2 separate regions of the Homo sapiens genome follow, and region 1 is linked to region 2. Evidence: chromatin loops called from intact Hi-C (ENCODE). Cell type or tissue: PC-3. All regions are shown on one strand. Each heading gives the region's core, and the rest is flanking DNA. Links, peaks and the distances in the headings are about the cores only.

Region 1 (16,310 bases), core at 1-8,000, 59 kb after region 2:
CTTGAGCAGAAGGCAGGAGAATCACTTGAACCCAGGAGGCAGAGGCTGCAGCGAGCCGAGATCACTACAGCCTGGACAACAGAGTGAGTGAGACTCCATCTCAAAAAAAAAAAAAAAAAAATCTAACATACTATTATACAAATACATATAGTCTTCAGTAAATATGTCCTAATAGATCCAAGATACCAGTTATAAATATGCATATCCCAATTGATTGATGGGGTTAAGAAAAAAGACTATGGCACCGAATATGAATCTCAACTCACATTACTTAATACGCATCTCAGTATAAGAGCACGAGTATGAACTTTACCTTCTTTTTTACTTTTTACTAGCTTCCTAAGGAATATGCAGCATAAACTTAAGTCAGACCAACAAGTTTAGTTTCCTAACCTGTAAAATGGTTTTTGGGGTGTTTTTGAGACAAGGTCTCACTCTGTCACCCAGGCTGGAATGCAGTGGCATGATCCTGACTCTCTACAGCCTCAACTTCCTGGGCTCAAGCAGTCCTCCCACCTCAGCCTCCAAGTAGGTGGGACTACAGGAGTGAGCCACCATGCCCAGCTAATTTTTAATATTTTATACAGACAGTGTCTCACCATGTTGCCTAGGCTGGTCTCAAATTCCTGAGTCTCCCAAAGTGCTGTGATTACAGGTGTGAGCCACCACACCCAGTCTAAAATGGTATTCTTAACAACCCTGGCACCTAGTAGACATTAGTAGACATTCAACAAATGGTATCACAATTATTATTAAAGGAGAGCTTCCATATGTTATAATAAATGTAAATACTTCCTATATTATTTCAAACACAAAATTACTCAAAAAGCAGAGTTTGTAGTGTAATTTCAAAAGTTTAAAATAAATACATGTATATTTCATTTCCTCAATTTATGAGTGCAAATTAAATTTTAAGAAATATGCGAACTGAGTATTGAACCTAATATATGACCTAAATTATCAAAAATACCACCTAGCCGGGCACAGTGGCTCACGCCTATAATCCCAGCACTTTGGGAGGCCAAGGCGGGCAGATCACATGAGGTCAGGAGTTCAAGACCAGCCTGGCCAACATGCTGAAACCCCGTCTCTACTAAAAATACAAAAATCAGCCAGGCGTGGTGGTGCACACCTGTAGTCCCAGCTACTCGGGAGGCTAAGGCAGGAGAATCACTTGAACCTGGGAGGCGGAGGTTGCAGTGAGCCAAGATCATGCCATTGCACTCCAGCCTGGGTGACAGGGCAAGACTCCGTCTCAAAAAAAAAAAAAAAACTAATCCATCAATCTACAAAAATGGGAGAGGAAACCTTCAGGTTCCTTTACAATGTATCTTAACTACAACACGTGTGTATACACTGGCCATTATACACATTTCACTGCCTTCCAACCTTGAAGATTCAAAACAGCCTGTAAGGTAGGTTACCTTATGAGGTAATGGGCTTATTATTAAGCCCATTTTACAGATTAGGAAGCTAAGCAACAAAGAGGTTAGGTGGTTTTCCCAGGTTCGCACACCTGGTGAGAGTCACAGCCAAGACTGAACCCAGGTCACATGAGCTCCAGTCCCAACAAAGCCTATAGCCACCATCCTCTAATTCCCCCTCTGGAATGAATTCATGCATATGTAAACAATAAACATTAGGATTAGAGAGAATTCTGCTTAAAACAATGACACATTTGAATTTGAAAGAGTTTAGATGAGCTCTCAATGTAGTATTTCTACTGCATTACATTCATACCATGCTTACCCTCAGATGGACAATTTTCAAGATATGAAAACTCCTTTATACGAAAAGAATAAACTGTAATTACTCAGAGCAAAATCATGTAAACAGAAGCAAGAAGTCAAATAATTTCTATCCTCCCATATACTGGAAAACCAAAAAACTAAATGACTAATTCAAACCATGTAACTTATTTTTCTGTTGATTTTTATAAATTACAAGGTGACAGAAAAGGAGAATTACTTTTTTTGCATGTCATAAATTGGAAAATTAGTTGCAAATTTAAACCGGATGCTTTTTAAATAAACATATCCTTATTTAATATGCTTTCACACACCTAGTGTTTTAATACCTTCAGCAGTTAGCACACTGATACAGAACAGGTCAAACGAGATGTTTTTCAGTTTGGGTGAATTCAAGTTCAACTGTGATTCAATTATTATAGCCCAAACCAATAATATCGAGCACTTTCATGTAAGAAAATAACACAATTTAAATGTGTGAAAAACTCCTTTCCAATGCATTTAACATATCGGCTGGGGTCTTAGTCTGCCAGTTTGTATTACACATATGGATGATGTGTAATTGCACTTATACTAGTAATAATGCTGTTTCAAGCTATACAGATTCGGATTCAAGCAAGACAGGAATCATGATGTCTACAGAAGCTAGAGAAAAGTTAAAATAATGTATTAGGGCAAAATTACACGGTTGGAACATGAATGTAAGGTTAATATAATCCAATCCCAATAAAAAGTAAAAGCCTCTGGAAAACTGCTATACAGCTTGATGGCCAGGCTTTTCCTCTTGTGTCTTCCATTATCATTGCCGTTCTTTCTTAATGGTAAATTATCAAAATATTTAAAAGTTGTAAGACATCTGTCTAGTCACAAAAGGATCTCCAATTTTCTTAATCTGCCCTAGTCCACAATGACTCTGAGACAGTGGTAGGCTTAAATAATACAAGACATAACACTGTGGGAAAAACAGTTCATCAAAAAAAGAAAGATGCGATGCCTTCAATATCTAAAGTTCAGAGGCCAGATGCGGTGGCTCAAGCCTGTAATCCAAGCACTGTGGGAGGCCGAGATGAGCAGATCACTTGAGACCAGGAGTTCAATACCAGCCTGTCCAACACGGCAAAACCCTGTCTCTACTAAAAATACAAAAAATTAGCTGGCTTTGGTGACACGCACCTGTAGTCCCAGCTACACAGGAGGCTGAGGCACGAGATATCGCTTGAACCTGGGAGGCAAAGGTTACAGTGGGCCAAGATTGCACCACTGCATTCCAGCCTGGGCAACACAGCAAGACTGTCTCAAAAAAAAAAAAAAAGAAAGAAAAAAAAAGTATTAATAGATCAGAGCATTTGGGCCAAAAACTTGTCTTAAAATTTACTGGCATTAAGGTTAAAATAAAAAGGGAAGTGAGTGGCAGGAAAAGACAAATTGTAGTGGATAACTTTTTAAACCACAGAAAACAAACTTATCTGCAGAGTTCCTTCCTAGATTATGATTAAGTAAAATTCTGCCACATAGGTCCTATAAAAAATACACAAACCTTATCCAGTGCTGTAATTCCAGTGTTGACAAAGAGCAGGCTTTAGATGGAAGGCATTTCTAAGAGACAGAATTGCTATGGTACACACAGCCTTCTGATGGTCTATCTAGGGATCAATTTAGGAGTTGGAAACACATGATACTGTGTTTAAGATATTCTTCAAATATCTTAAACATTACGTATCTCTTCCTCAAATTCAAGGTGTAGGCCAGGCATGGTGGCTCACGCCTGTAATCCCAGCACTTTGGGAGGCCGAGGCAGGTGGATCACCTGAGGTCAGGAGTTCCAGACCAGCCTAGCCAACATGATGAAACCCCATCTCTACTAAAAATACAAAAATTAGCCAGCTGTGGTCGTGGGCGCCTGTAATCCGAGCTACTTGGGAGGCAGAGGCAGAAGTGCTTGAACCCAGGAGGCGGAGGCAGTAAGCCAAGGTTGCACTACTGCACTCCAGCCTGGGTGACAAGAGCGAGACTCGGTCTCAAAGAAAAAAAAAAAATTCAAGGTGTAGTACAAAGCTTTCAAGAAATGTCCTTCATCTGGCACACATTCAAACCACTGTCCAACAGTAAAGCAGTAAAGATGTGAGATTGCTTCTTACATGGGCACTACTGGCTTCAAACACCTTGAAGAGCCAGCAAAGCTGATACTTTATTATGGAAATCTAAAGGGTAGGCTTTATTTTGCTTCTATAAGAGGATAACTCACTGACACATAAACAAGAAGACGGCCAGACTGACTTCTGGGAATAGTCAGAAGCCTTCATGGGACTATAAGGTAGAGGAAATGAGAATTCTTCAGAATTTTGAAATCTCAAACTATCCCACCTAGTAGTGTTTGGTATCCCAATGTGCTGGTTTTTTAATTTTTCTGTGCAATCCTTCTTAAAGGAAGCATAAAAATGGCATTTATTTTGGTCAGCCAACAAAGTACATACCTAAACAGTTAAATAATACAATTTTTTCAAGAAGATTGAGAATAACCATTTTAAACCAGTCAAGTTAAAGAACTTCATTTTTGTGAAAGCAAATACTAAGGAAAAATTTACTCAATTATTAATCAAAAAGGGGAATTAATATTTCCATCATAATTTTCTGTTACCACAGTGCTGATTATCCCTCTTTAATACCAAGGAGATCTAAAATCACCTCCAGTTCAATTAACTGTTTCAACACATCCAGGTTTAGAAATAAGTTCCACAATTCCTCATCAAAAGTGACTCAGCCCTCACATTACCAAAAAATGTAAACAGGCAGTATCAGCTACCACAATGGTATAAATTTGAAGGGAAGAAATTTATTTTAATTACATACCCACTTAAAGCTGCTGATTTCTCAATAACTTTGTATCCAGTACAATGTTAGTGTGTAAAAAAGACCAAATCTGGGTTCTACGTATGCAGCATATGAGATATAAAGAAAAGCTTTTAAAAAGATGAGAGAATTCTAAATGATATTCAACTTCTGATAAAGTTACTGGGAAACGAAAATAGGGAAGTCTCAGAAACAATGTTTAAACTCTATTTAAACATTTGAAACAGTACCCTCACTTTCTTAATGACAACAGCCCCTAAAAGAGAAGTTCCAGGGTTATATATTCCATACAATAATAATAGCTAATATTATTAGGCAATAGGCCAGGAGCAGTGGCTCACGCCTATAATCTCAGCACTTTGGGAGACCAAGGCAGGCAGATCACCTGAGGTCAGGAGTTCGAGACCAGCCTGGCCAACACGGTGAAACCCTGTCTCTAATAAAAATATAAAAATTAGCCAGGCATGGTGGCGGGTGCCTGTAATCCCAGCTACTTGGGAGGCTAAGACAGGAGAATCGCTTGAGCCTGGGAGGCAGAGGCTGCAGTGAGCCGAGATTGTGCCATTGCACTCCAGCCTGGGCAATAGAGCAAGACTCTGTATCGAAAATAAATAAATATATATAAATAAATATATATAATTTTTTTATATATATATACACACACACACACACACACACACACACACACACTCTTATTAGGCACTAAGTATGACAGACCCTGTTCTATGCACATTAATTCATTTACAACAAACTTAGGAGGAATGTTCTATTACTTATTCCTATTTCAGGATGAAAAAACAGGCACAGAACAGGCACAGTGCCTCACGCCTATAATCCCAGCACTTTGGGAGGCCAAGGAGGGAGGATCACTTGAGTCCAGGAGTTTGAGACCAGCCTGGGCAACATGGCAAAACCGTGTCTCTACAACAATTACAAAAATTAGGCAGGCGTGGTGGTGGCACATACCTGTAGTCCCAGCTACACAGGAGGCTAAGGCAGGAGGATTGCTTGAGCCCAGGAAGTCGAGGCTACAGCGAGCCATAATCATGCCACTACACTCCAACCTGGGTGACAGATTGAGACCCTGTCTCAAGAATGTATATAAAAATTAAAATTAAAAAAAAAAAAAAAGCTGGCACAGAAAAGGCAAAAACTTACCCAAGACTAAGATTTGAACCTATGTATTCTGAGGCCAGAGTCCATACTCTTAACCACAATACTACATTGAATTTATATAAAGTATTGATTCTTAAGCTTAAGAGACTTAAACAAACATGTCAAGTCGAGGGAAACATTCCCATTACTTTGGGAGGCCGAGGTAGGTTGCTTGAGGCCAGTAGTTCAAGATCAGCCTGGGCAACACAGCAAGCCGCCATCTCTACAAAAAGTAAACAGCTAGGCAGGGTAGCACCTGCCTGTAGTCACAGCTACTCCCGAGAATGGCATGGGAGGATCCCTTGATCCCAGGAGTTTCAGGTTACAGTGATCTATGACCATGCCACTGCATTCCTCCAACCTGGGCTACCACAGAATCAGACCCTTTAAAAAAAAAAACTAACAATTATAAAAAAGATAAGGGAAATAAAGGCATCAAGTATCAGAGAACACATTAATAGAGATGGATCTAGGTCAATTGATGAAGTACAGTTGTCCCTCTGTATCCACAGGAGATTGGTTCCAGGAGTCCTGTGGATACTAAAATCCAAAGATGCTCAATTCCCTGATATAAATGATCTAGTATTTGCATAAAACCTATGCATATCCTCCCTGCATACTTCAAATCATCTCTAGATTATTTATACAATGTAAATGTTGTATAAAGAGTTATTATACTGTATTTTTTTATTTCTATAATTTTTATTGTTGGTGTTTTTGTTGTTGTTGTTGAGAAAAGGTCTCACTTTGTTGCCAGGCCAGAGTGCAGTGGCAAAATGATGGCTCGCCACAGCTTCGACCTCTCAGGCTCAAGCAATCCTCCCACTTCAGCGCCCTACCCCACCCAGTAGCTGGGACTACAGGCAAGCTCCTCACACCCGGCTAATTTTATATTTTCTGTAAATATGGGGTCTCACTATGTTGCTCAAGCTGTTCTCAAAGCCATGGGCTGCACCAATCCTCCCCAAAGTGCTGGGATTACAGGCGTGATCTACCATGCCTGGCCTCCTTTAAATTTTTTTTCAGGACTCAAAATTATACTGAGCTCAAGCAATCCACCTGCCTCAGCCTCCCAAAGTGTTGGGATTACAGGCATGGGCCACCGCATCTGGCCTGCATTATTTTTTCTACACAGCACTTATCACCATCTGACAATTATGTCTGGGTACTACCTTTCTATCTGAATACAATATAAATTTTGTGAAAAAATGACTTGTTTTTATTCATTGCTATATCCTCAGCTCTTAATGCAATACCTGGTACGCAGCAGACATGCAATTAATGTTTGTTGAATAAAGGAACAAATGAATGCATTCCTTAACCCTACCTGTGCATAAGGCCATTCTGGCTTCCTAGCAATAAAAGATTGTTTTGAGGACTCTGGGATTCAAACAACAACTATCTTATAACTAGCATCTTACATTGTACTACAAGGCACTAATATTCAAGAAATTATCTCAGCTCCCCCAGCACAAAATATGAGAAAAGTACAGACAATACACTTTAAAATGTAACACAAGAAAAACAGTATCTATGTTAAAGATAGATGTCTTATAAATTGCACAATTCACTCCACTAGATCTGCCAGTAAAGCAAAAAATATTTCTTCCTAGTTAAAATCCACTCATGGAAATAAATTAAAAGTTTCAGTGGGCAGGGCACGGTGGCTCATGCCTGTAATCCCAGCACTTTGGGAAGCTGAGGCAGGCAGATCACGAGGTCAGGAGATCGAGACCATCCTGGCTAACACGGTGAAACCCCATCTCTAATAAAAAAAATACAAAAAATTAGCCGGGCGTGGTGGCGGGCGCCTGTAGTCCCAGCTACTCGGGAGGCTGAGGCAGGAGAATGGTGTGAACCTGGGAGGTGGAGCTTGCAGTGAGCCAAGATCGAGCCACTGCACTCCAGCCTGGGCGACAGAGCAAGACTCCGTCTCAAAAAAAAAAAAAAAGTTTCGGCTGGGTGTGGTGGCTCACTCCTATAATCCCAGCAGTTTGGGAGGCCGAGGCAGGCAGATCACCTGAGATCAGGAGTTTGAGACCAGCCTGGCAAACATGGTGAAACCCCGTCTCTAAAAAATAATACAAGAATTAGCCAGGTGTAGTGGCGGGTGCCTGTAATCCCAGCTACACAGGAGGCTGAGGCAGCAGAATCGCTGGAACCTGGGAGGTGGAGGTTGCAGTGAGCCAAGACCGTGCCACGCACTCCAGCCTGGGTGACAAGAGCAAAACTCCATCTCAAAAACAAAAAAAAAAGTTTCAACATTGTCAATTATATAACTTTGCTTTGGTCATTATGAAGCTCAGATTCATAACTCCAACCCACATCCAGCAATTATCCAGGTTCTTTGGCCTTCATTTCTGTATAATGCTCATGGCTCTACCTAGCTCGAGTTATTTTTTAATCTCTATTCTTATTAATATTTTCTCAATGCCTTGATTTCCTAAATCTAGTTTTTTCACCTGGTATTTCAAGTATTTTTGTAATCCTTCTTGGAATGATTACAACTTTGAATGTTTCTTGCAGTGAAATTTGACACAGATTAATCTGAAAGATTACTATTAGATTTCTGTTTCTGCTTAGGAAAAAGAAAGCTGCAGAGAATATCACACTCACTTTAAAAGGAGAAAAGGCCACATAATATAAAACGTAACTTTTCTTTAGCCCATTAGGGAGCTGAACTTGCAAGAAAACAAAATGAACTGAATTCCAAAGGACAGACCATGAGAGAAAGAGATGGTCGGTTGTAATACAAAAAATCTGGCCGGGCGGGGTAGCTCATGCCTGTAATCCCACAATTTTGGGAGGCCGAGGCGGGTGGATCACAAAGTCAGGCGTTCAAGACCAGCCTGGCCAACATGGTGAAACCCCATCTCTACTAAAAATACAAAAAAATTAGCCAGGCGTGGTGGCGGGTGCCTGTAATCCCAGCTACTCCAGAGACTGAGGCAAGAGAATCACTTGAACCTGGGAGGCAGAGGTTGCGGTAAGCCTAGATTGCACCACTGCACTCCAGCCTGGGCAACAAGAGCGAAACTCTATCTCAAAAAAAAAAAAACTGCTAAAAGTTTAATAAATTCCTCAAAGTTAAGTGTGGACTGGCATATCAGTTTCCGAAGTGAATGCCCAGACACAATGCACTTGGTAAGTACGACATTCACTTGCAAGTTCTTCACTACAAATCTCCACATGAGCAAGACCTTTACACATCTCTCACAGTTGCTCATAAGAAAGACTGGCTTCATGACAGAAACTGGAGAGAGTCCCATCTGATGGAACAGGAGTGCAAGAGGTAGATCCTCCACAGCTAGGAACAGGCACAAAGCCTGAAGAGATTCCACAGGTCCTTTTCTGCTATGAAGCAGAGGTCCCTGTAGAGAAAGCAGCAAACCCTTTTCTCCCCCAGGACATTTCCAAAATCTACCGTTGCCAGGATGAAGAAGTAACAACCCCCCACCCCAATTCCAGTGAGGAAGAATATGGAAACCATTTTGGGCCTAGGATCCCACACTGATCCATCAAGCAGAAGTTTGCTACCATTGGCAAGGGCAAGGGGTGAGAAATTCCAACCCGAGAACTACCACAAATATAAGACAAACTGGCTGCTACATGGAAGAGGGGAGGTAACACTGACAAAGCCACATCTATGAGGCCAGATACACCAGGTCCGCATAAGGCTGAGATGAGGGTGGATCAGGATAATAGCCCCTAGCACAATCCTAGCACCTAGTACCAAGCAACGGTATTCTACACTGTGGGTAAATTAGCTACCATTTTAAGACTCTAAAGCCTGTGGTACACCAAAGGTAATGACAACAACAATAAAAACCCAAGCTAGAGCCAAGTGCAGTGGCTGTGATTCCAGCACTTTGGGAGGACAAGGCGGGAGGATCACATGAGCCCAAGAGTTGAAGACCAGACTGGGCAACACAGGAGACCCCATCTCTTTTTTTTTTTTTTTTTTTTTTTTTTGAGACAAAGTCTCGCTCTGTCGCCCAGGCTAGGGTGCAGTGGGGCAATCTTGGCTCACTGCAACCTCTGCCCCCGGGGTTCAAGCAATTCTCCTGCCTCAGTCTCCCGAGTGGTTGGGATTAAAGGTGCCCACCACCACACTCAGCTAATTTTTTTGTGTTTTTTTAGTTGAGATGGGGTTTTGCCATGTTGGCCAGGGTGGTCTTGAACTCCTGACCTCAAGTGATCCACCTGCCTCAGCCTCCCAAAATGCTGGGATTACAGGCGTGAGCTAGCTAGCTTAACTAAGCACCCAATATCTCACGGTAAAGGCCTGAAGGAAGAAGTGGCGTGCCCATTTCCAAACATAAATGCTACTTATCTCAGTCTCTACTGTTCTTCTATACAATGTTCAACGCTTAATCAAAACTTAGGAGACACACATATAGAAAAAACCACCTTTAGTGAAGAGAAAAAAGCAATAAATACAACCAGATTCAGGGATGATACAGAAGCTAGAAAAATGAAGACAGTGATTTCTCTGTAATAATGATTAGTATGTTAAAGGACAGTGAAAAAGGAGACAACATACATGAATAGATGGGTAATTTCAGGAAGAAAAATTATTTTTAGATGGAAAATAATTTCAAAAGCTAAATGCAAATGCTAGAAATAAAAAATACAATGTCAGCAGACTGGGCCCAATTGATGAAAGAATCAACGAACTTGGGCCAGGCACGGTGGCTCATACCTATAATCCCAGCACTTTGGGATTTGGGAGGTCAAGGTGGGTGGATCACCTGAGATCAGGAGTTCAAGACCAGGCTGGCCAACATGGCAAAACCCCATTTCTACTAAAAATACAAAAACTAGCCAGGCATGCTGGTGCGCGCCTGTAATCCCAGCTACTCAGGAGGCTGAGTCACAAGAATCACTTGAACCCAGGAGATGGAGATTGCAGTGAGTCAAGATCATGCCACTACACTCCAGCCTGGGCAACAGAGTGAGATTCTGCCTCAAAAAAAAAAAAAAAAATCAACGAACTTAAAGATACATTAAGATGTATCAACAGAAATTACTCAAACTACAACATAGGGAAGAAAAAAAAAAAAGAGGTTCCACTAATGTGGGAAAGTATCAAATGGTATAATATATGTATAACTGGATTCACAGAAGAAAAAAGAGACTAAAAAAAAGAAATACTTGAGATAATGACCTAGAATTTTCCAGAAAAAAAAAAAAAAAAATTCCAAACCACAGATCCAAGAAGTTTAGAGAAATCCTAAGCAAGGTAAATATAAAACAAACCAACAAACACACAAGCCTGGAAACATCAAAATCAAACAGCATGAAGGCAGCAAGAAGAAGAAAACAAAAAATTACATATACTTAAGTAAACAGGTAAGAATTACAGCAGACCTTGTGAGAAGCAATACGAGTCAGAAAACAATGACATTTGCACTACTTTAAAAGAGTGTGGCTGGGCATGGTGGCTCACACCTGTAATCCCAGCACTTTTGGCTGGAGGATAGCTTGAGCCGAGAAGTTTGAGACTAGCCTAGCCAACATGGCAAAACCCATCTCTACAAGAAACAGAAAACGTTGCCAGGTGTGGTCATGTGTGCCTGTAGTCCAAGCTACTTGGGAGGCTGAGGTGGGAGGATCACCTGAGCCTAGGAGGTCAAGGCTGTAGTAAGCCATGATCATACTACTGCACTCCAGCCTGGGAAACAGTGAGACACTGTCTCAAAAAAAAAATTTTTTTAATAATCAAAAAAAGAAAGAAAAATACTTGTCAACACAGAATTTTATGTGAGGAAAAATATTTTTCAAAAATGAAGGCAATAGAAAGATCAATATCATTAATATAAATAATGTTCTCCGTATCAAAGTAAACATATTGTTAGATATTTTTATTCAAAACTCAATAAACATAGCCAAAGTGATATTTGTCCTTGAAATGAGGTTTAAAAACTGAGAGATTCAAACATTTTCCTTAACATTCAAATAAAAATTTATCATTTTCTAAACACCATTCTAAAAAAATCCTCCCTGTTAATTCAGATACTGCTTGTCCATCTATAGCTTGGAATGCTCTGGAGGAGCATTTTGTTGCTTTAATTAAAGCAACAAAAAGAAAATTAAATAAGCCTAGGAAAAAATGCTGAATTAAAAAAAGAAAAGGTTCTTTCTGAATAGTGAAATTAGGGTTTGTCTCTTCATAGCTTTTATTTGTTTTTGAAACAGAGTCTTGCTCTGTCACCCAGGCTAGAGTGCAGTGGTGCTCACCAGAGCCTGGATTTCTTGGGCTCAACTGATCCTCCCACCTCAGCCTCCCAAGTATTATAGCTAGGACCACAGGCATATGCCACCACACCAAGCATATTTTTTATTTTTTTGTAGAGATGGGGTGTCACTATGTTGTGTAGGCTGGTGTCAAACTCCTGGGCTCAAGCAATCCTCTCATCTCAGCCTCCCAAAATGCTAGAAGCACAGGCATGAGCTACCATGCCCAGCTTTCATAGCTTTTAAAACTTCCAAATTTTCCTTTTTTAAAAAAATTTTTATTTTATCTTTTGGAGACAGGGTCTTGCTCTGTCACCCAGTCTGGAGTACAGTGGCATGATCTTGGCTCACTGCAACTTCCGCCTCCCAGGTTCAAGAGATTCTCCTGCCTCAGCCTCCCGAGTATCTAAAATTACAGGTGTGCACCACCACGCCCAGCTAATTTTTGTATTTTTAGTAGAGATGGGGATTTCACCATGTTGTCCAGGCTAGTCTTGAACTCCTGGGCTCAAGCGATCCACCCACCTCGGCCTCCCCAAGTGCTGGGATTATAGGTGTGAGCAATCATGCCCGGCCCCAAATTTTTCATTATGAACATTTACTACATTTGTTTCAAATGGAAAAATATCCTATTAAACAAAAATGACAATGTAGCAGATTTAAATAATATTACACTTCACAGATAGGGCTGGGTTCAAGCACAAAGCCTTCCAAAGCCTTCTTTCTTTTTTTTTTGAGACGGAGTCTCGCTGTGTCACCCAGGCTGGAGTGCAATGACACGATCTCAGCTCACTGCAACCTCTGCCTCCCAGGTTCCAGCAATTCTACTGCCTCAGCCTCCGGAGTAGCTGGGACTACAGGCGTGTGCCACCACGCCCGGCTAATTTTTGTATTTTTTTAGTAAAGACAGGGTTTCACCATATTGGCCAGGCTGGTCTCAAACTCCTGACCTCGTGATCCGCCCACCCCGGCCTCCCAAAGTGCTGGGATTACAGGCATGAGCCACCGCGCCCAGCCTAAGCCTTCTTTCTTAATGACTGTTGTCTATGCTATTGGTTTGGAGTCCCACTGGCTCCCTATAGGAGAGTGAAGATGCAACTATCAAAAAGGAAACATAGTCCTACCTTTCAGAATGTGGAAAATCTAAAAGGAGTAGCTTCTAGCTGACATATTCCACTCATTGACACTATCTCTAACAATTGAAGCTAATAACAGCAACTGTTTAAATTCAAAGGCCACAAATACTAAGGTTTGAAATATATCTGATACACTAAGACAGCACCCAGGATGATTCCGGGCACTTTATATACTCTAGTCCTCCCCTAGTCCTCCCCATTATCCTAATAATCTAAGTATTGTCATTCTCATTTATAGATAAATAAGTATCATCAGAATTCAGATGCTTAAAGGTCACCATCATCACAATGTTCTCAGTCGTTGAACTGTACTTACTGCGGAGATTTACACCATGGATTTCAATGTCACTTGCTGCTTCTATGCTTACGCCTAAATATAGTAAAGCAGACCCTATTTAATAAAATCTCACATTAGAATTTTACTTCACTGAGCAAAATAATTTTAAACAGTCTTATTCCTGCCCTTTATAAGATTAAAATCTTAACAGCTCAAAATATTGGGTATTAATACTAAGATTAGCTCTTTCAAACCTCACATTCCTGTATCTCAGTCATAATGAGACTTAATAACTCTCCAGAAATACAATGTTGGAGCTAAGTTCAGAAAATATCTTACAGGCTGAAAAAATATACACATGTCAAAATTGAGATTTAATAATTCCAATTTCTTCTTCAGCTGAAATAAAAAGACACCTAGAAAACTCAGCTATACATATATAGTAAATATAGAAATACACTGGGCTGGCCAGGTGTGGTGGCTCACACCTATAATCCCAACACTTTGGAGGGCCAAGGCAGGAGGATCACATGAGGTTAGGAGTTTAAGACCAGCCTAGCCAACATGGTGAAACCCCCATCTCTACTAAAACTACAAAAATTAGTCAGACATGGTGGTGCACACTTGTAGTCCCAGCTACTCGGGCGCTGATTCATGAGAATCACTTGAGCCCGGGAGGCGGAGGTTGCAGTGAGCTGAGATCGCACCACTGCACTCCAGCCTGGACGACCGAGTGAGACTCCATCTCAAAAAAAACAAAAATAAAAATAACAGAAATACATTGGGCTAATGAATCCCAAATTCAGGATACCACTTATCTCTGGTGAAAGAGAGGAGCAAGTGATCAAGGAGGGTACATGCAAGAGACTTTAGTTACATTTTGTTTGTGAAGCCAGCTGATGAATGCATTGCTTTGCTATGTTATAGTGTATTTTTATATAGTACTATGCAGTGTTTTTTTTTTGTTTTATTCTCTAACAGTTACCAATCTCAGATATATATGCAATATTTTAAAATACAATTGTTTTAGGTTTTCAAACCAGATGTGCCACTTTACATCTGCCTAAAACACAAACATAAATTTCACGTAATACATCATCATCATCATGTTACTATTATAGATTCTAAGAAAAGAAATACGTCCCACCACATACACTAAATTTACACACAAATTCCATTCATGAGATGCAAATGCCTTTTGTAACAGAAGATATTTAAAACCCATTTTCATTATCTATACAATGAGGTCAACACCACCCGCAGAGTCACAACAGAATTGTGAAAATTAAACAGGGTAGGCCAGGCATGGTGGCTCACGCCTGTAATCCCAGCACTTCGGGAGACCAAGGCGGGTGGATCACCTGAGGTCAGAAATTCGAGACCAGCCTGGCCAACATGGTGAAATCCCGTCTCTACTAAAAATACAAAATTAGCTGGCTGTGGTGGCGCATGCCTGTGATGCCAGCTACTCGGGAGAGGCTGAGGCAGGAGAATCACTTGAACCTGGGAGGCAGAGGTTGCAATGAACCGAGATCGTGGCATTGCACTCCAGCCTGGGCAACAAGAGCGAAACTCCGTCTCAAAAACTAAAAATAAAAACAAAGAAAATTAAATGGGGTAAAAAATGAATAGTCCACACAGAATATTTTCATCAAATGTTAGTTATTACTACTGGCAAAAGCTAACCTATAAAGATGCAAAAATACAAGACCATGTGTCAGTATTTAATAACACTAGAGTCCTCACATGTGGTCTTACTACTGATGGTGTACACATTTTCCAACTCCCAATTTGTAGAATAAGCCTGGGAATGAATTCATGTATAACTAATATGGGTAATGTAACACACCCGGGTCCCAGACATATAATCAATCATGCCAGAGCTCCCTGTTATCAACAGAAAGACTTCTAATAATAAGTATAGCATCTACTTTATTACTAGCATAGACAGACCCTTATGAAAGCAGAAACAAAGAACACAGGCCGGGCGCGGTGGCTCACGCCTGTAATCCCAGCACTTTGGGAGGCCGAGGCGGGTGGATCATGAGGTCAGGAGATCGAGACCATCCTGGCTAACAAGGTGAAACCCCGTCTCTACTAAAAATACAAAAAATTAGCCGGGCACGGTGGCGGGCGCCTGTAGTCCCAGCTACTCGGGAGGCTGAGACAGGAGAATGGCGTGAACCCGGGAAGCGGAGCTTGCAGTGAGCCGAGATTGCGCTACTGCAGTCCGCAGTCCGGCCTGGGCGACAGAGCGAGACTCCGTCTCAAAAAAAAAAGAACACACTCCCTTGCCAAAGGGAAAAAAAAAGAACAGGCTGGGCATGGTGGCTCACGCCTGTAATCCCAGCACTTTGGGAGGCCCAGGCAGGTGGATCATGAGGTCAGTAGTTCAAGGCCAACCTGACCAACATGGTGAAACCCCATCTCTACTAAAAACACAAAAATTAGCCAGGCATGGTGGTGGATGCCTGTAATCCCAGCTACTCTGGAGGCTGAGGCAGGAGAATTGCTTTAACCTGGGAGGCGGAGGTTGCAGTGAGCCGAGATCGCACCATTGCACTCCAGCCTGGGTGGCAGAGCGAGACTCCGTATCAAAAAAAAAACAAAAACAAACAAACAAAAAACCATACTCCCTTGCCTTAACTACATGGTTTAATGGGAAAAACTGATAAATAATAAAATCACAATACAGTGCCCAAATGCCTGGACAAAGTTACCCACACTTGTTAGTAGAGTAACTAACCCAGGAAGGAAATGGTATGAACCATCACAATACTGATAGGTATTGCCTGTCATATAGCTCTGCCTCTTCATCCTTTCCCTTGCACCTCAAATCTGCTCATTCTGATTCTTTCTGAAAGCAGACAGAAAACAGTATTTACACTTGAATATATTACAGAACTG
Region 2 (9,185 bases), core at 1-8,000:
GAGACAGGATTAGAGGCAGAATAGACAAAGGGAAAGGGATAACCACAAGTAGTTTTAGATGCCTATCAGAGATTCAAATGGAAATAATAAGTAGTGTGTTGAATACATGAATCTAAGCTCAGGAGAGCAGTCAGGGCCAAGCAAGTAAATCTAGAGGTAGGTTCATTACCAACATTCCACATAGCATCTAAGCTAATTATCAAAACTAGCAAATTTCAGATGAAAAAGTCTGAAACTTATGAGAGGAAGATGGCAAAAGGCAAAGCTAAAATTTATTTCTGGATCAATTTTGTCAATGTCAATTGTTACATACTCAAGGTTGTGCTCACTCTCATTATGTAATCAATATGGTTTATTTCTCTGCTTGTTTTTTTTTTTTTTTTTCTTTTTTGAGACAGAGTCTCACTCTGTCACCCAGGCTGCAGTACAGTGGCGCGATCTCGGCTCACTGTAACCTTCACCTCCTGGTTTCAAGCAATTCTCCTGCCTTAGCCTCCCAAGTAGCTGGGACTACAGGCACATGCCACCATGCCTGGCTAATTTTTGTATTTTTAATAGGACAAGATTTCACCATGTTGGCCAGGCTGGTCTCAAATACCTGACCTCAAGTGATCCATCCACCTTGGACTCCCAAAGTGCTGAGATTACAGGCGTGAGCCACCGCACCCAGTCTCTCTGCTTGCTTTTTGTTTGTTTGTTTCTGAGGCAGGGTCTTGCTCTGTCACTCAGGCTGAAGCATAGTAGTGCGATCATAGCCCACTGCAACCTCAAACTCCAGGGCTCAAGCAATCCTCTCGTTTCAGCCTCCCAAGTAGTTAAAACTACATGTGTGTGCCACTACACTGGGCTAATTTGTTTTATTTTTTGGTGAGACAGGGCCTCACTATGTTGCCCAGGCTGGCTTCAAACTCCTGGGCTCAAGCAATCCTCCCACCTCAGCCTCCCAAAGTACTGGGATTACAGGCATGAGCCACTACTCCTAGCCTCTGCTTATAATTCTAAAAGAAAATAAACAAGATCATCAGAGAATAAATCAGTAATATCCTAAACTAAAATTAAATCAAAGTCAGAATCTCAGAATTTCAAAATATAGGCAAAAGGTGACTAAGGAACAATCAAACCAATGTCAGTAGTCTCAGGATTGATATGGATCTAGCACCACGGAGAAGACGTAAGCAGTAGATATATCCACAGATATAGATATAGATACAGATATAGATATACCTATTTTTTTGAGATGGAGTTTTACTCGTTGCCCAAGCTGGAGTGCAACGGTGCAATCTTGGCTCACTGCAACCACTGCCTCCCGGGTTCAAGCGATTCTCCTGCCTCAGCCTCCCAAGTAGCTGGGATTACAGGTGCGTGCCACCACGCCTGGCTAATTTTTTCTATTTTTAGTAGAAACAGGGTTTTACCATGTTAGCCAGGCTGGTCTTGAACTCCTGACCTCAGATGATCTGCCCACCTTGGCCTCCCAAAGTGCTAGGATTACAGGCGTGAGCCACGGTGCCCAGCCAATATATATATATTTTAAATAATGGGTCTGCTGATGCTGGGACAGAATATAAAGGATAGGCAGGATACCACACAGCAATCCAAACCAGTTTGATATGATTCCTAATTTCACCTACTCTGTCATCATAAATGAATTATGTGATAAATACCATAGAATATATATTTATTTTTTTAATTTTTTTGAGGCTGGGTCTCACTTTGTCACCCAAGCTAGAATGCAGTGGCACAATCACAACTCAGTGGCGCCTCCACCTCCCAAGCTCAATCAATCCTCTCACCTCAGCCTCCTGAATAGCTGGGACTACAGGCACATGCTACGACGCCCGGCTAATAGGAGATGTATTTAAAGTACTGCTGAAAAATCAAAAGTAACCAGGTCTGAGAAGAATCTGGAAGGGTTTGGTGGCACCTGACTTACACTTTGAGAACAACAAGGGTTCAGATCAAAAGTTAGAGGCAGTATTTTGAAAAGAATATTGATTCTGCTGAGAGAGCGTTAAAAAAAATAGAAAATTTATGGATGCCAAGAAACTATGTGACAGTTGTTTGAACACTGTAAGAGTAAAAAATACTAACTCATTAGAGAACAAGTAAATACATTCTTAAAATATATATTTAGAAAAATGTGTTTTAAAAATGAGAAGTTGCTTATGGTATAATTTTAAGTAAAGAAAGCAGGACAGAAATCGGTGGTGCACTAATAACTTTTTTTTTTAAGTGCACAGCAAAACAACTTGAAGGATCACGTTAAAATGGGTGGTGTGAGTCTTTTGTTAACAACATCACGGATGTTTTTCCTGTCATACTTTTCATTTTGGGGGGGGGGGTGTTGGGGGGGGGGACGCAGTCTCACTCTGTTGCCCAGACTGGAGTGCAGTGGTGCAATCTTGGCTCACTGCAACCTCCGCCTCCCGGGTTCAAGCAATTCTCCTGCCTCGGCCTCCCAAGTAGCTGGGATTACAGGCGCATGCCATCACACCCAGCTAATTTTTTTTTTTTTTTTTGGTATTTTTATCACAGATGGGGTTTTGCCACCTTGGCCAGGCTGGTCTGCAACTCCTGACCTGACCTCAAGTGATTCACCTGCCTCAGCCTCCCAAAGTGCTGGGATTACAGGCATGAGCCACCATGCCCAGCCTCCTGTCATACTTTTCTCTGTGTTTCCATTTTTCTAGCAGACACATTAATTTTATAGTGAGCAAAATCTGCTATTTGGAACTTGGCAGTGAGGTATCCAGACTGTCTTATAAAATCCTGCTTAAGCCAATGATGTAGTTGAGGATGGCGAGGTTCATGCTATCCTTTGTGCCCTGCAGCCAATGGCGAGGTTCATGCTATCCTTTGTGCCCTGCAGCCACCCAGAGACTGCAAGGACACAATCAGTGAGTGATCACTGATTCTTATCATCTGTTTGCGCCCTTGCAATCCTTGTGGACAGGAATAGGATTTAATGAGTACTTATGACAGTACTTGCAGACAAGTGGCCACTCAGATGTTTAACTATAAATATTTTCTCTGTTACTAATTCAACCAAATCTTACTATTATATGGCTATTTGAGGGTAAAATTATTTAGAATATCAACTCATGAAGACATCAGGTAGCCAGGGCTGCTTTACAGCGTAAAGGGAGGAAGCCAAGATAGTAAAAACATTTTTATTTCTTTCACTGCTAATAGAATCGTGTAGCACTATATTATGATTCCAAGGTCCTTTCCCAGTTCAACAGCAAAACCTTGATCAGTTAGGAATGACTGTCTTGAATAAAAAAAAAGAGTGGTAAGGTTTGTCTATTCTACTAAATCCAATCATTTAGTAAAACTACACAAAATTAGTAACAGTCTACACAAGCATAACAAATTAACTCCTTACTTTTTCAAGGAATACATATATTACAGGCCAATTGCTGTCCTTGTGGTCAGAAGCAGGAACACTTGACAACTCCTCAGAAGATGTGGAGTGAAGACTTTTAACATCATCTGAGGAGTGATGGCTTTTAACAGACACTCACATTCTCTTTCTTATGTTCAAAATCCATAGTCAGAGCTTTCCACCAAGACAAGGTTGTATGCGAGTCTGGAGATTACTGATATACATTCAGTGACTGCAATGGAATTAGTCATTTACCAACTTACAACTTAATTTTTTAAAACTAATGCCTTACTATTTTCCTGTTGATCTTCAGTCAGTTGCTAATCAACTAGTTATTTAACTGATCCAAGGTAAGTGAATTCTATTTTAATTCCAAGGTATTAATAAATCTCAGATTTTAGTATTCAACTATAAGCATAAATTCAATTATATTATCAAAACCACAATATTAAGTTCCTCTGACACAGATCCAAATCATGTAAGATGTGTGATATATGCCTCCATTCTGAGGCTGAGTCACGAATTATCACTTTCCAAACACAAACTTGAAAGAAGGAACATAAACAGAAGGTAAACAGATTCAAGGCATCCAAGTAGGCTAAACAGCATCAATAAAAGAGCATGGGGTTGTTTCTACCAAAAAAAAAAAAAAAAAAATTTAGCATGGTGGTGTGCACTTGTAGTCCTAGCTCTAGGGAGGCTGGGAGAGAAGGATTAAGCCCAGAAGTTGCAGCAAGCTATGATCATGCTACTGCACTCCAGCCTGGGAGACAGACTGAAACTCTATCTTAAAAAAAAAACAGTGGTGGGGCGGCGGGGGGAAGAAAAAAAGAAAAAAATGAGAATGGGTTTTGGTGTCAGAGACCTAAGTTTGAATTCTGGCTCTACTATACAGAAACTATATAAGCAAATTACTTAAGTTTAGTTTCCTCTTCTGTAAAAGTGAAAAGTAAGGACTTATCATGCTGATTTATTCAACACATTAAGATAATATTTATCATAATGCCTAGTATATAAAAAGTGTGTTTAATTATTTACAAATATTTAAACTGTTGGTTTAAAATCCTAATATTAAGCCAGTAAGTGTAAGACAGTTTTGGGGTGAAATGATTCCTGCTTGATTTTCATTTATACAAATGGGGGTGAGAGTGTTACAATAAACCTAAAGCTGTGGTTTGCAAAGTCTAATCCTTTAAGCAAGTTTAAAATAAATACTTGACCAGCCTAGGAAACATGGCAAAACCCTGTCTCTAATAAAAATACAAAAATTAGCCAGAGGTTGTGGCTACTCAAGAGGCTGAAGTGGGAGAGGGCCAACTGAGCCCAGGAGGTCAAGGCTGCAGTGAGCCATGATCATACCACTGGGCAACAGAGCGAGACTCTGTCTCAAAAGAAAATTAATAATAACAAATAACTAAATACTTGACACCTCATCCTAATTGATTTTTCTGAATTTTTTAAAGAGTTATGGCGGGAGGGGGAGGGATGAGGGGCCAGGCCCTGCAGCCTCATCAGACTCAGTCCACTCCTGGAGGAAAAAAAAAAAAAGTAAAAAATATAAAAACATTAAAAAAAATAAAGTTACTAAACAAATGCTTATTGAACAAAGAATAACAATATACCATTGATTTTACATTAGATATGTAAAAAATTAACATAGAAATGTTATAGCCATAAGAAATTAACAGAGTCAAAAGTTCTTTGGGATCTGTAACAGCTAAAGAAACTAAACACCTTTCTAATCTAGTATTCTGCATTCTATATGGCAATTAAGCAACCACAGAATGACAGTTTAAATGCACAAAGAACAGTTTCTAATCCTTCACAATTTCTTGCCTACAGAATTCCCGACAGCCAGATGTGCTTTTAAAAGATAAAAAGGGAACTGTATAAAGTTGAAGTTAAATGCTCCAGTGTCTATCAAAGTTTACAGTAAAAACTGATCGTTCTATTCATGACAACAACTTCATGGCAATAATAAATCCATGCCTGGAGATACTAATGGTCTTTCTTTCCTTTTCCTTAAAATAATTAAAACTCCATTTACCACACAACTAGTTATTAAAATCTAATTTCCTATGACTCATTTTAGTTAAACGTGGTCCATATCAGTTGTTTTATTTTTAAAAACAGTACATATACTTTGTAAAATTGCTGTGAAGGGAATATCCCACAGTTCAAAGAAACACATTTTCAGTTTTCAAACATTAAAGAACTTTATTATTATTTCTACTGTTTTCTTATCCCAGAAATTCAAAAGACATTTATAACTGGCATTTAACAAAATAACATACCCTTGTATCTTTAAGGTTAATCCTTCTTTTGAAGAAAAGTAATCAGGTAAATACATATTAAGTAATTTTTTTCTTTTCTTTTTTTTTTTTTTTTTTGAGACGGAGTTTCATTCTTATCACCTAGGGTGGATTGCAATGGCATGATCTTGGCTAACTGCAACCTCTGCTTCTGGGGTTTAAGGGATTCTCCTGCCTCAGCCTCCCGAACAGCTGGGATTACAGGTGCCCACCACCATGCCTGGCTAATTTTTGTATTTTTAGTAGAGACGGGTTTTCACCGTGTTGGCCAGGCTGGTCTCGAACTCCCAACCTCAGGTGATCTGCCCACCATAGCCTCCTAAAGTGCTAGGATTACAGGCATGAGCCACCACGTCTGGCTTTTATTAAATAATATTTTAACAAGGTATCTGATTTAACATTTAATGAGCAAATTCACATTAAATATTAACAACAAGGAATCCTAACTTTCATAAATGTTATTAATCAGCAAGCAGATACCATGATGGGTAGAAAAAGACATAAAATTTTTAATAACCAGAATACAACTGAGTACCACATGTATAAATGCTTTTTAAGAAAAATACTTCAAAATAGAAGGGTAAATAAAATCTTAATAAGATACCTCTCCATTTAATACACCGTAAAGTCGAAGTTGAGCTATTTCCAAATCCTAGGAATCAGGTTCAAAGTGCAACACAGCACCACTGCAAGGGGAAAATCTGTCTAGACTAGAATAAGGAATCTTATCAGTGAGAGTTATTGAACTCTCTTAAAACTGCAGTTAAAAAATAAAAAAAGAGGCCAGGCACAGTGGCTCACGCCACTGCACTCCAGCCTGAGTGACAGAGCGAGACTCCATCTCAAAAAAAATAAATAAATAAACAAAAAATAAAATAAAAAAAGAAAACCCCTATGTTTGTATGTTTACTGTTCTGCAAAGTAGATTCATACCTTTCATCAGATTTTCAAAAGGGCCCTAATCCCCCAAAAATTGAGTATTGCTTTTGACCTTATTTGTGATCTTAACAAAAAGAAGGGTCCGGGCACAGTGGCTCATGCCTATAATCCCAGCACTTTGGGAGGCCGAGGTGGGTGTATCACCTGAGGTCAGGAGTTCAAGACCAGCCTGGCCAACATGGTGAAACCCTGTCTCTACTAAAAATACAAAAAATTAGCCGGGCATAAGGCACCTGTAATCCCAGCTACTCGGGAGGCTGAGGCATGAGTATCGCTTGAACCTAGGAGGTGGAGGTTGCAGTGAGCCGAGATCGTACCACTGCACCTGCACTCCAGTCTGGGCGACAGAGTGAAACTCTGTCTTTAAAAAAAAAAAAAAAAAAAAAAAAACAGAATACTTCACATGAACTTGTAGATTCAAAACAGACCTGTATTCAAATTACATGTCTCCAAGTCCCATTTTCCTTTGTTGTAAATAAAGGTTGTCATAAGTATTAAATAATATCATGAATGTAAAGCATTTAGCACAGTGTCTGGGACACTGTAGTCACTCAATAAATGTTAAAAGATCCACCAAAGTTCAAATCCAACCTCTACCACACACTACCTGGATAACTTTGGGCAGGATACGTCACCTCTGTGTCTATTTGCCAACTAACAATGGGGAATGTAATTATACCTACCTCATACAGTTGTCATAAGGATTGAGTTAATACACATAAAATGCTTAGAAAAGTAACTGTTACACAGTAAGTGTTACTTATAGTAATAAAGAAAATGTTCTACAGATTGAGTATCCCTATCTGAAAAATTTGGAACCAGAAATGTTTCAGATTTCAGATTTTGGAACACCTGCAAACAGTTACCAGTTCAGCACCCCCAATCTGAAAATCCAAAATCTGAACTGCTCCATTGAGCATTTCCTTTGAGAATAATGCTGGTACACAAAAAGTTTCAGGTTTTAGAACATATCAGATTTTGAATGTTTTGATTAGAGATGCTCAACCTGTATAAACTGTTCTGTTGAGTTTTTCACCAGTTAACTCCTCTGCCTAGGTTTGGTCAATTTTTGTTATCTATTTCATGGCTCATTACACTATGTAGCTGTAACCTTATCCTCCACCTCAAAGGCTTTAACTGATGTATGTACACTCATTCCAATATCTTGTAAGATGCAGTCCAAACTTGCTGCCCACCTACATTTTATGGCTTCTTAGAGTTCATCTAGATACCATCTTTCTCTGTTTAACCATGCTTCACTCCTCCAAGTACTTTTGCTTAATGAGAACCCAGAAAAACTATACCAGTAAATGTTACTACTTATTTACATATTTTTGTTCTCATTTACATAATCATTAATGTCTCTTCCTCACATTCCCACATGTACTTAAAACAACGTATCACCATCTTGCCTGGTAAAATGAGCACTCTTAAAGACAAGGATCATAGTGTCCACCACTGCTTTCTCACATTACCAGGCACAAAACCTTGCATATAGCTCTCATTCAATATATGTTTTCTAAATTAAGTTTATCTCAATATTCTTAAAAGCTCTGCAACATCTCCAATGTTTAGTCCCCTGGAAAAGCAAGCTCCAAGAGGCCAGAGGATCTTTCAGTTATTTTGTACTTAGGAAAACACAGAAAAGTAACTTCAAACACATTTTAGGCTGTCACAACAGGAAAGGCTGTTCTCTATTTAGAAAGAAAGGCCAAACAGAAAAAAGACTGAGTCTAACTCGTAGGAATTTTTACCGGGGGAGAGGAGGGGGTAGGAAAGCAGCAGCAGCATCTGGATTTCACAAATATTTGATGACACTGACTGTGAGGTTTGTCGAAAGAAAAGAGGATGAGCTAATCATGGGTAAGAATGAGATTTTTTTTGTTGTTTTACGTAAAAGGTGAGCACAGGAAGAATAGAGAAATGAAATATACTCAATCATGGTTATCTTATAAATCATTATAGAATTCAGTCAAAGATGATCTTTCAAAGTAATGCAAGACTTGAACTCAGCTAACTGTCCTATATTAAAATTTTGGAAAAATAAATTTAAGACCACAAAGGAAAACGGCAAGCCACAACTTATTACTGCTAATACAATATTATTTTTCAATAATCTAGGAAAATTTTAAGGCCACTGTGGAAAACCATTTGCATCTAGTGATTGAATCAGGATAGAATTATTACCAATTTGCATATCAGGCAGTGGCAACTAAGACTGTGGAAAAAAAAAGTTTGATGCTTACTTTCTCTAATTGCTACAATAATGTATAAACATGATTTTTGTTAAAAAAAAGAAAAAGTAGTGCCCTCTTTACCCTTCAAATCCCACTCCACTCCCTATGGCAAAATGATTAATACTCTGAAGCACATTATTACAAACCTTTCTATACACTTACAAATGTGTAAAAATAATAGCAACAACACAATAATAAATATTCAATGACATGTTTTCCTCTCCACTTATCAAAACATTAGAGATCTTTCCAAGTCAATAAACATACCTACTTCATTCTTGTTCTAAATGTTTAAGTAGTACTTCATGGTGT

The links. Peaks named below come from ENCODE experiments on the same cell type or tissue, not always from the same donor. Only the 100,000 strongest peaks of a DNase experiment are listed, where the experiment ranks them.
Region 1: it touches region 2 in a loop (3-fold over the local background); 2 of 110 quality-filtered maps call a loop at or near these places.

The regions. Positions count from the first base shown.
Region 1 is chr1:21,120,518-21,136,827 of GRCh38, forward strand. All of the region lies in intron 2 of EIF4G3 (eukaryotic translation initiation factor 4 gamma 3), which reads right to left. Among named protein-coding and RNA genes, the nearest start is that of EIF4G3, 48 kb to the right of the region's middle. RefSeq lists a silencer at 8,846-9,046. In PC-3, for the core only: no CTCF peak of the experiment used is centred there; no DNase peak of the experiment used is centred there.
Region 2 is chr1:21,061,375-21,070,559 of GRCh38, forward strand. All of the region lies in intron 3 of EIF4G3 (eukaryotic translation initiation factor 4 gamma 3), which reads right to left. Among named protein-coding and RNA genes, the nearest start is that of MIR1256, 78 kb to the left of the region's middle. RefSeq lists a silencer at 6,624-6,794. In PC-3, for the core only: no CTCF peak of the experiment used is centred there; no DNase peak of the experiment used is centred there; H3K27ac peaks cover 721 bases.